Regions from separate parts of the Homo sapiens genome. Here region 2 is linked to region 1. A link is a contact called in ENCODE Hi-C or POLR2A ChIA-PET data. All regions are on one chromosome and are shown on one strand. Each heading gives the region's core, a stretch centred on a gene start or an enhancer-like site at or near the end of the contact. The rest is flanking DNA. Distances are from core to core; before and after follow the strand shown. Region 1 overlaps SFMBT2 (Scm like with four mbt domains 2). Region 2 overlaps PRKCQ (protein kinase C theta).

Region 1 (4,135 bases), core at 1,438-3,937:
CCACCCGGGCTGAAGTGCAATGATGCAATCAAGGCTTGCTGCAACCTCCGCCTCCCAGGCTCCAGCAATACTTCCACCTCAGCCTCCCGGGTAGCTGGGACGACAGGTGTGCACCACCATACCTGGCTAATTTTTTGTATTTTTTGTAGAGATGGGGTTTTGCCATGTTGCTCAGGCTGGTCTCAAACTCCTGGGTTCAAGCAATCCAACCGCCTCAGCATCCCAAAGTGCTGGGATTACAGGCGTGAGCCACCGTGCCTGGCTCCAGGAACCACATTCTTAACCTGAGTTCCACAATCAAAAGCTGCAGGAAATTCTCCCTCTGCAGCAGCAATCTCAGTGTCAACCTTCGGTCCTTTGCTTCTTCCTTTCGGCTTATTTGGATATAAAATAAAATAGACAAAAAACAGATATAGGATTCACCCTGCCCAGTTTTTTTAAGCAACAAAATCTTTTAGTGTATTGTACTTACACAAAAATACTGCACAGTATATAATTTTTTCAGTTCCAACATGCCAGTTTTTTGGTCCAAAGGGAACTCAAATATTGCATGTGCTTCTTTTCAAGGCCTCCATTAATCTGCATAATTTCTAAGACTAGGCTTCAGTGAAGTCAATGGAAGGTTTTAGTTAGTATTACATTCAAATTAATATATAATGAGCTACGCTTTAATTCCTCTATTCGTATCAGCATGCCAGGTCCCGCTGAAAAAACCATCCAGAACCATTTATGATATCATTCTTCTTTTGTTTTACCAATGACCTAGTGCTCAGATGTTCATTAGAAAATTACTCCCGTAATACTAGTTTCATTGAAAAACAGATATTAGGAGGCCAGCATTTATTAAATCAATAGTATTATGACATTTCAATTTGATCACACTGATTTCAATTTAGCCAGTGAAGTATTTGTAACAAAAATGTAATTTTAAAATCTATTGCTGAACACTAATAAGCATTTCTATTTTTTACTTACAGAGGTAAAGAGCGATTTTGTCTAGTAGCTGTGCATTCAATCAAGTTAAAAAATAGTAATGAGAAATTTAGGACCGTAGTATCATAGATCACAACCTGAACCACACAATTTACAACAGGCAGGATGTGGTGGACGCTGAGGGGGCCCCTAAATGCATTAACTCAACTGCTGTCATGGAAACATGACGCCAGCATGCTTCACAGAAAGAAGCAAGAGCTGGGAAGGCGCAAAACTTCTCCACCCAGCAGTCTGAGCTTCTGTTTTGCCCTTCCCAGACACCAACGTGGAGGCCAGTAAACACAGAGAGCTTGCAAACCCCTCTACGTGCTCTGCCACAAGTGGGAAGCCTCCCCACTGGAAAGTGCCCACTGCCAAGCAGCCTGGACTGGATCTAATAACAGCTTCAGTCTCCAGAGCCTTCCTCACACCCCAGCTGCCCTCGGCTCCCTCCATCAACCACTTCCAGGTGAGAAACAGGGATGGTCAGCCTCAACACTATTGGCCTTTGGGGGCCAGAATCTTTGTTGGGGGGCTGTTCTGCCACTGTAGGATGTTGCAACTGCATCTCTGGGGTCTATCCACTAGATGCTGACTGCATCCCCCACCTGGGACAACTGAAATGTCTCCTGGCTTTGCCACATGTCCACTGAAGGGCACATGCCCCTGGCCCCTGAGTTGAGGACCACTGATTCAGATTCGGTTAAGAGAGAAGTCAGGTATCGCTGATGAGACACCTGACCTTGTGGTCTCCTCCCCCTACACTTCTGATGAGCTTCCTCAGCATCAGTGGATTCTCTCTGCCTCTGTCTCCAGCATTAACTCACTCTAGTACCCACCCTTCAGCCCCTTGGTGTGATCAGCAGTGCCAACCAACCCTGTTAATTTTGACTCACTCTGATGCTGTCTCAGCAAGAACTGGAAATTCACACTTACATTTGTGCCAGTCTACACTGCAGACCCGGTGCTGCCAGTCTACACTGCAGACCTGGTGCTGCTGTTACCCTCCCACTGCCTCCACTTTGAATGTCTAGTGTATAAGATTCAAAGATGCTGTTATGAATGACAGCAATAACCATAAACAATGGTGACCACAATATGGTGGTACAAGAGGTGCTTTGCATGCACAGGACAATAACAATAACTCAAGTACTCCTTAACCCACTGCCTACTACCACTATGGCAGCAATGGGTTCTCTGTTTGCAAGGAGTAAGCAATCATTTCCAACCTACAGACAAGCAGACCAGTCACCTGAAATGGTACTGGTCCCCAAGGAAGCCTTTATCTATTAAAGGGCCTTCTCACACAAAGACCAGACAGAAAACCCTACTCGACCTGGTATAAACCATAAGGAAATCCATTATCTCACACAGCAAAGGGGTCCAGAGAAAAGGCAAGTGAATAGAAAAGCCTGGTGAACAGAGCCATGAGCAATGTCAGAAATGGCCTCGGTTCTTTTCATCCTCCTCCTTCCACACCCTAAATATGACAGCTTTCCCCAGTCCAGCTCCTCCCTTGTGGGCTCAAGATGGCTGCAGAAACTCCAGGCCTCTCAGGCAGAGCAAGGCCCCCTCTTCCCTATGCTGCTTCTTCAAAGCAAGGAAACCTATTCCAGAAACTACCAGCAGATGTCCTCATTTATTACTGACCCAAATTGGTCACAAATCTCTCCCTAAGCCAATCACTGACAAGAAAAATGGGGCCACTCTTCCGGCTTACACCACTGGTTCTAATTCTACACAGGCGGCATCTACCACATTCCCCAGTGCAGACAGTTATTTGGCAAGGGGCAGGGGCAGTTGTCACTTAGTACAATAAAAAAATCATCCTGGCCAAAATCCCAGGAGAGCCCTCGTCAAAAGCAACTGAGTAATAAGGAGTTGAGCAACATACTCCAGTTCAAATACCATACTGAATAGGCAACACTGAATACTCTCAGAATTCATTTTCTGGTTCTTTGTTATAATAATACTGAGTTTGCGCAGTCTTTAAATACCCCAGTTTAACAAAGAAACATTAAAAAAAAAAAAGTGTGGCCTTGGGTTTGAGGTACGTCTGTGCATCCTGGCTCACCCATGGTCTCTCTGTATGAGGTATGACTAGAAATTAACTTCTCTGAGCCTGGCAATTCCTGAACTTAACCAGTAAGACTCCTGTGCCTCTCGAGTCAGGTTACTGTGGGGATGTGAGATAGTATATGCACAGTACCCAGCACAAGGTCTGCAGCCCGTGGGTGCGAATCACTAGAAACGCTCACCAATTCACTGCAACACTTTCCAATGAAGAATGGTTTTTGAGTTCCTATGATTCATCTATGGCTTCAATTATGTTTTTCCTTCGTACCTTTTTATGCTATCCCGAAAGGTCTGAAAGGTTAATGCATATTCCAAAAACGTCCTCAAGGTGAGTGGCTTATCACACAGAAAGCCAGGGTTTGTAACACTCTGGCCATGCCTTGGCTCCCTGTCCCATTGTTTATAGACCTGCAGTCTCTCAGAATCTTCGGATGCTCAGCAATGACTGAGGATCAGGGAGTGCATGAATCAGTACAGACTCACAGGCGAAATGACCAAATGTTCTGATCCCTTTGCCGGGTGGGGGTTACGTATGCAGGCATGTCTGGATGGATTTACTTTTAGGAGAATCCAGATGCCGGCAGGGAAAAGAATAAATCCTGTTGTGATCTAGAGACTTTGCAGGTCACCACAAGTGCAAGATCTTGTTAAATATTAAGGAGCTTTAAAGCAGGTTTCCACTCTCCTAAACTGAGCCTTTCCTTTCATCAAGTTGTTAAGTGCAGGACATCATATATTCATGTAAAGGTTTATCTGACATGTTCGTGCTGGCCTTTCTGGTTATAAATGGCACTGGCGACAAAACTGGAGGCAGATTTTATCTTATCCTTGACTTTATGTCATTGAGACAGGCAGATTCAAAGTAGGGTGGCTGGCGGAAGGACGGAAGAGAGAAAGCTCAGGAATGAACAGTCCCCACACCTTTTATTGACACCCAGCAAAGTAGGCCAGCCTCCTCAGTGTGCCCTCCCTGGGGGCAGGGGTGACAGCGCTGAAGGGCAAGGCCCGGTGGCATGGCCACACCACTGGGCTCCCCTTATTACATGGGGTCCTCATTTTCCATTAGCTCTCAAACCTCTGAAGTCCT
Region 2 (4,725 bases), core at 1,565-4,064, 790 kb before region 1:
GTATCAAGGAATGTATTATTTACATAGACAAGGTATTATTTAAACAGAACATATGAAAGAAGTCACAGAAGACACCCAGCAGTACAGGAGCAAAATCATCTTTCTGGGTCACGTAAGCTGAGAAGCCTGAGCGTCTGAATGACAAGTAGGATTTAGTGTATCTGAGCGTGATTTATAGAGTAGGTAGTTTGTCAGCAAGGTTTCAAAGGAGGGAGAGTAGGCTGGGCATGGTGGCTCATGCCTGTGATCCCAGCACTTTGGGAGGCCGAGGTGGGTGGATCACTTGAGGTCAGGAGTTTGAGACCAGCCTGGCCAACATGGTGAAACCCCATCTCTACTAAAATACCAAGAAAAAAAAATTAGCTGGGCGCAGTGGCGCACGCTTGTAATTCCAGCTACTTGGGAGGCTGAGGTAGGAGGATCACTTGAACCCAGGAGATGGAGGTTGCAGTGAGCCGAGATCGTTCCACTGTACTCCAATCTGGGCGACAGAGTGAGACTCCTTCTCAAAACAAACAAACAAACACAACAATGACAACAACAACAACAAAAAACAAAAGAGGGATAGTAGATTCACAGAAGGCATGCACTTTCCTGAGGCACTCTCTTGAAGGAGATGTCAAATGCTCATGTCTTCTGGGAAGCTGGTGACAATACTTTTGGGACTTTGTGAGAATGGCTGACAAAGGAATGGGCAGATAATATGGGCCATGAGCCTGGAAGAATATTACAGAGTCACATCAAGATGAGAACAGATCTGTGAGCTTAAAAAGTGGGCGTGTAGGGGCCGGGCGCGGTGGCTCACGCCCGTAATCCTAGCACTCTGGGAGGCCGAGGTGGGTGTATCACAAGGTCAGGAGATTGAGACTATCCTGGCTAACACGGTGAAACCCCATCTCTACTAAATATACAAAAAATTAGCCAGGCATGGTGGTGGGCGCCTGTAGTCCCAGCTACTTGGGAAGCTGAGGCAGGAGAATGGCGTGAACCCGGGAGGCAGAGCTTGCAGTGAGCCGAGATCGCACCACTGCACTCCAGGCTGGGCGACAGAGCGAGACTCCATCTCAGAAAAAAACAAACAAAAAAAAAGCAGGCATGTAGGAAAGATGCGGCATTTCAGATGCACTGAGTGAGTGTCTTGTTCTTTTAGTCCAAGAATTCCTGAATATGTATTCACTCATTGCCCGTTATTTCCTGTGTATTTGGACGAGAAAACTGTAAGGAAACATTGTGAGTGCAACATTAATTTCCCATAAATTACTGTGTGAAAATAAATAACATTTAAAAGGTGTTAGAATTCCTAAAATGCGTTTTACGCCTTGAGAGAGATGCGACTGTGATCTGAGTCACATATGGTTACAACTTCTGTTTCTCAGATTATAGATTAACTTGCTTCCTTTTTTCTCTTGTTCTGTACAATGACTAGAGAGAATTAAACAATTGTCAGGGACAAACACTTCCTGACTTCTTTTATTCTTTTTTTCTTTTTGAGACGGAGTTTCACTGTTTCGCCCATGCTGGAGTGCAGTGGTGTGGTCTCAGCTCACTGCAACCTCCGCCCCATGGGTTCAAGTGATTATCCTGCCTCAGCCTCCTGAGTAGCTGGGATTATAGGTGCCCACCACCCCGCCTGGCTAATTTTTGTATTTTTAGTGGAGACAGAGTTTCGCCATGTTGGCCAGGCTGGTCTCAAACTCCTGACCCCAAGGTGATCCACCCGCTTCAGCCTCCAAAGTGCTGGGATTACAGGTGTGAGCCACCGTGCCTGGCCGCCTCCTGCCTTTTTAATTAATGAATCTTGTTAAAGATTACCTTTTCCTTTTTTTGTCCTATTTTCCTTAGACCAGATGACAGAAAACCCATGACTATAGCACACTCTGTAAAAGATGTTAAATGTCCCTTTCCCAAAAAGAAACACTGCCTGTAACCAAGTTCCTGGAACTATGCACCAGCCTTGTATGAAAAAATGTAATCCTGCTAAAAATGCCTCTGTCTCTCCCTATGGAAACCCTAAAGTTCCCTCCTTTACAACTCTGACTTCATTCTTTTGGGGTGTTTCCAGGTGGGCCATCCTCAAACTTTGAGTTTGAATAAATGCTCTTTAAATTAGATTCTGGCCTTTTTGATTATTTCAGGTTGACAGCTGTAAATCGACTCATTTTTGTAAATTTGCTATAAAATCTAACATTTGCCAAATCACAGTTTGGTTACATAGCAGGGGAACCTGCAGAATGTCTGAGTGATCCCCAGTTTCTGAAATAACAACGTGTAAGCGTTCTCAGGATCAGAACGCCGCCAGAGGACGTTAAAGAAAAGAGGCTTATCTGTCACTACAGATGGGGGCAGCATGAAAAGTTAATTCTTGTCTTAGTGCAGGGACACGTCTTTGGAAGGATGTGGTTTCCGTGGGTTTTCTTTTCTTTGCTACAATTGTGGTAATTTCCAGGGCTCCTAGCTCAACTGAAAGGTTCATGGATTGCAGCATTTTTGAGAGCTTCAGATGAAGCAGTTTCTGAATAAAATGCTTGAAATTAAAAACTTTCTTAGATGGATTTTGCCTTAAAACTATGGAAATACCAGGATGACATACTTTTTAAAAAGTATCAAGTTCAAGGAGTTTTTCTTTTTAATTTTAAATGATAATAATATCTTGTAGTTAGTATGGTACTTTCTCCAAAAAAGATCCAAACTTCTCTGCAAGTGCTATTATTGTTATTATTATTATTTTTCACGTTATCCTTAGGAAGCAAAAAAGGAGAACCAGTGTCACAAAGAAATGTTAGGTGACTTGTTCAAAGTAACTCACACACTCATGCCCTGAAGCCATAACCGGAAGTAGAGCTTTGTGTGTTCTATGAATAGAAAGTGAAACTCAGTTTTCTTTTTCATAAAAGAAAAATTTCAAAGTGATATTGACCAAGAATGTTCAACTGGTGCATATTGGGAGTGTGGGAGTCAAGGGCAGTGATGTGAATCCAGGAACACTAGCGTTCTGCCTCTTGGCATCACCCTGGGAGGCCTCTCTTCAGAGGCCTGCAAAACCACGGCGGCCTGCCCTCAAATCCAACCTGAGGGAACGACCCAGAGACAGAGCTGTTCCTATAGGATCTAGAGCTACTTAGGTGTGAAATAGTAACACTACTTAAATGTCAGAATACAGATCGGCCTTTCAGAATTCAAAGGAGACACAGAGGAAGGTAGACTTTAGTTCACTTTTAATTTTTAAGGGAAAATTATTTCCTTGAAATTAAAAAGAAATAGCATCCTTACTGTGTTAGATGCATCTTTCCTTTCCAAACAAATTTTAGAAATAAATCCTCTTATTTTTCCACAGTTTTATCAGAGATAGAACACAGAAACTTTGGATACTTGAGTTATTAATCTTTCTTTTACTGCAGCATAACTAAAAAGAGGGAAACTGTTTCAGTGTTTATTTTTCCCTGTGTTTCAAAGTTTTATGGTTAATTATTTTTTTCTAATTGTTTTAAATCTACTTGTAAGTGGATAGTTAAAAGATTTATGACAACTCTTCTTGTAGACAAATTTTATTGTGGATTTTCCTATTTTTTTACTTTTTAAAATGTAAGTAATGGAAACTGTTAAAAATCTAAGTTGGAAATCTAGTAGTGCAAAAGTTGGCTGGCATCCGCACTGAAGGGGGTACTGAGAAGGGATCGTGCAATTTCAAGCCCTGCAGACTTTGTAAGACAGAAAATGTAAATATTAACAACAAAGAAATGTTAGAAAAAAAGTAAAAGAAAGAAGAGCTAGCCCTTCTTTCCTCTTGCCAAGACAGCAGCCTCTCAGAATGCTGATCTACGTTAGACCCTGAGCCAGTAATTTATGCCAGAGCCTGGATGATGTACAAAGTCATTTTGATCTAGCACACAGAAAATTCATTGTGAAGATTCTTTTGATTTGAGCCTCATTCAGATTCAGGTTCAGATTTCATGAATTATCCTGTACATCTATGTCCCCAGACGGTGCCGTCCCATTAGGGCCCCTGGTTTTACAGCTCCCAGCCCCTCTGCCTGTAACTCTTACTCTCTGTCCTGGGCAGGGGTAAAGTGGGTGCCTCAGAGCCCTGTTGATAAACGGCAGAGCTGGGCTTGAACTTCGGAATCCAAGTCCACAGGAATTTTCACATTTTGTAGCTTCCTAAATGGCTTTATCATATTTTCACCCTTCCATAGGTGATATATCCCTCATCTAGGAACTTTAAAAACTTTAACAATTTAATCCAAATGACCCTAATTAATAACAAGTGAATACCTGTCCTCAGAATCTCCTGAATAATCTGGTATTCAACAGGTGCGCTCTTTGGAGGCAGAGAGCAGATGAATAACTTCCTTTAAAAAATAACAATGCCCTGGAGAAGTACATAGTTAATTTATCTTATCTGATGTCTACACTAGCATACACAGGTAACTGTCCTCCCAAGAAAGGTCATTCCCAACATGTTCCCAGAACAAAGCATTATCCATATCACGTATCAATCGTTGCCTTTTGCATTCACTTGTGGTATTTAATCAGTTACTTTGACAAGCAAGGTTTGAATAATTAAGACATCTCAAAAACAACAACTCGGGGTGTTGGAAAAGGTGATTCAAGCTTCTTCCTTTGTTTCTTTCCTCTTTCTAAAAGGACTCAGTTCCTTGAGATCTGAGTCTTGAGCCAGTCAGATTTACATTTCATGTAAACATTCTCTGCTGAAGTTTTTTTTTC

The links. Hi-C counts contacts between places; a loop is a spot of excess contacts on that map. ChIA-PET counts read pairs that join two places held with the same protein, here RNA polymerase II (POLR2A).
Region 2: a map of natural killer cell shows a loop between it and region 1 (4-fold over the local background). The contact joins two enhancer-like sites. A Hi-C loop is called at or near these places in 1 of 168 maps with a recorded cell type or tissue (natural killer cell). POLR2A ChIA-PET finds 5 or more read pairs at or near these places in 1 of 52 experiments (MCF 10A).

The regions. Positions count from the first base shown.
Region 1 is chr10:7,257,969-7,262,103 of GRCh38, forward strand. All of the region lies in intron 7 of SFMBT2 (Scm like with four mbt domains 2), which reads right to left. Among named protein-coding and RNA genes, the nearest start is that of SNORD129, 73 kb to the left of the region's middle. RefSeq lists an enhancer at 1-38. Within about 2 kb of position 2,688, at least 12 of the 41 ENCODE cell types and tissues checked have a DNase peak (open chromatin) inside an H3K27ac peak, as active enhancers do.
Region 2 is chr10:6,471,242-6,475,966 of GRCh38, forward strand. All of the region lies in intron 12 of PRKCQ (protein kinase C theta), which reads right to left. Among named protein-coding and RNA genes, the nearest start is that of PRKCQ, 110 kb to the right of the region's middle. RefSeq lists an enhancer at 2,759-2,938. Within about 2 kb of position 2,815, at least 7 of the 41 ENCODE cell types and tissues checked have a DNase peak (open chromatin) inside an H3K27ac peak, as active enhancers do.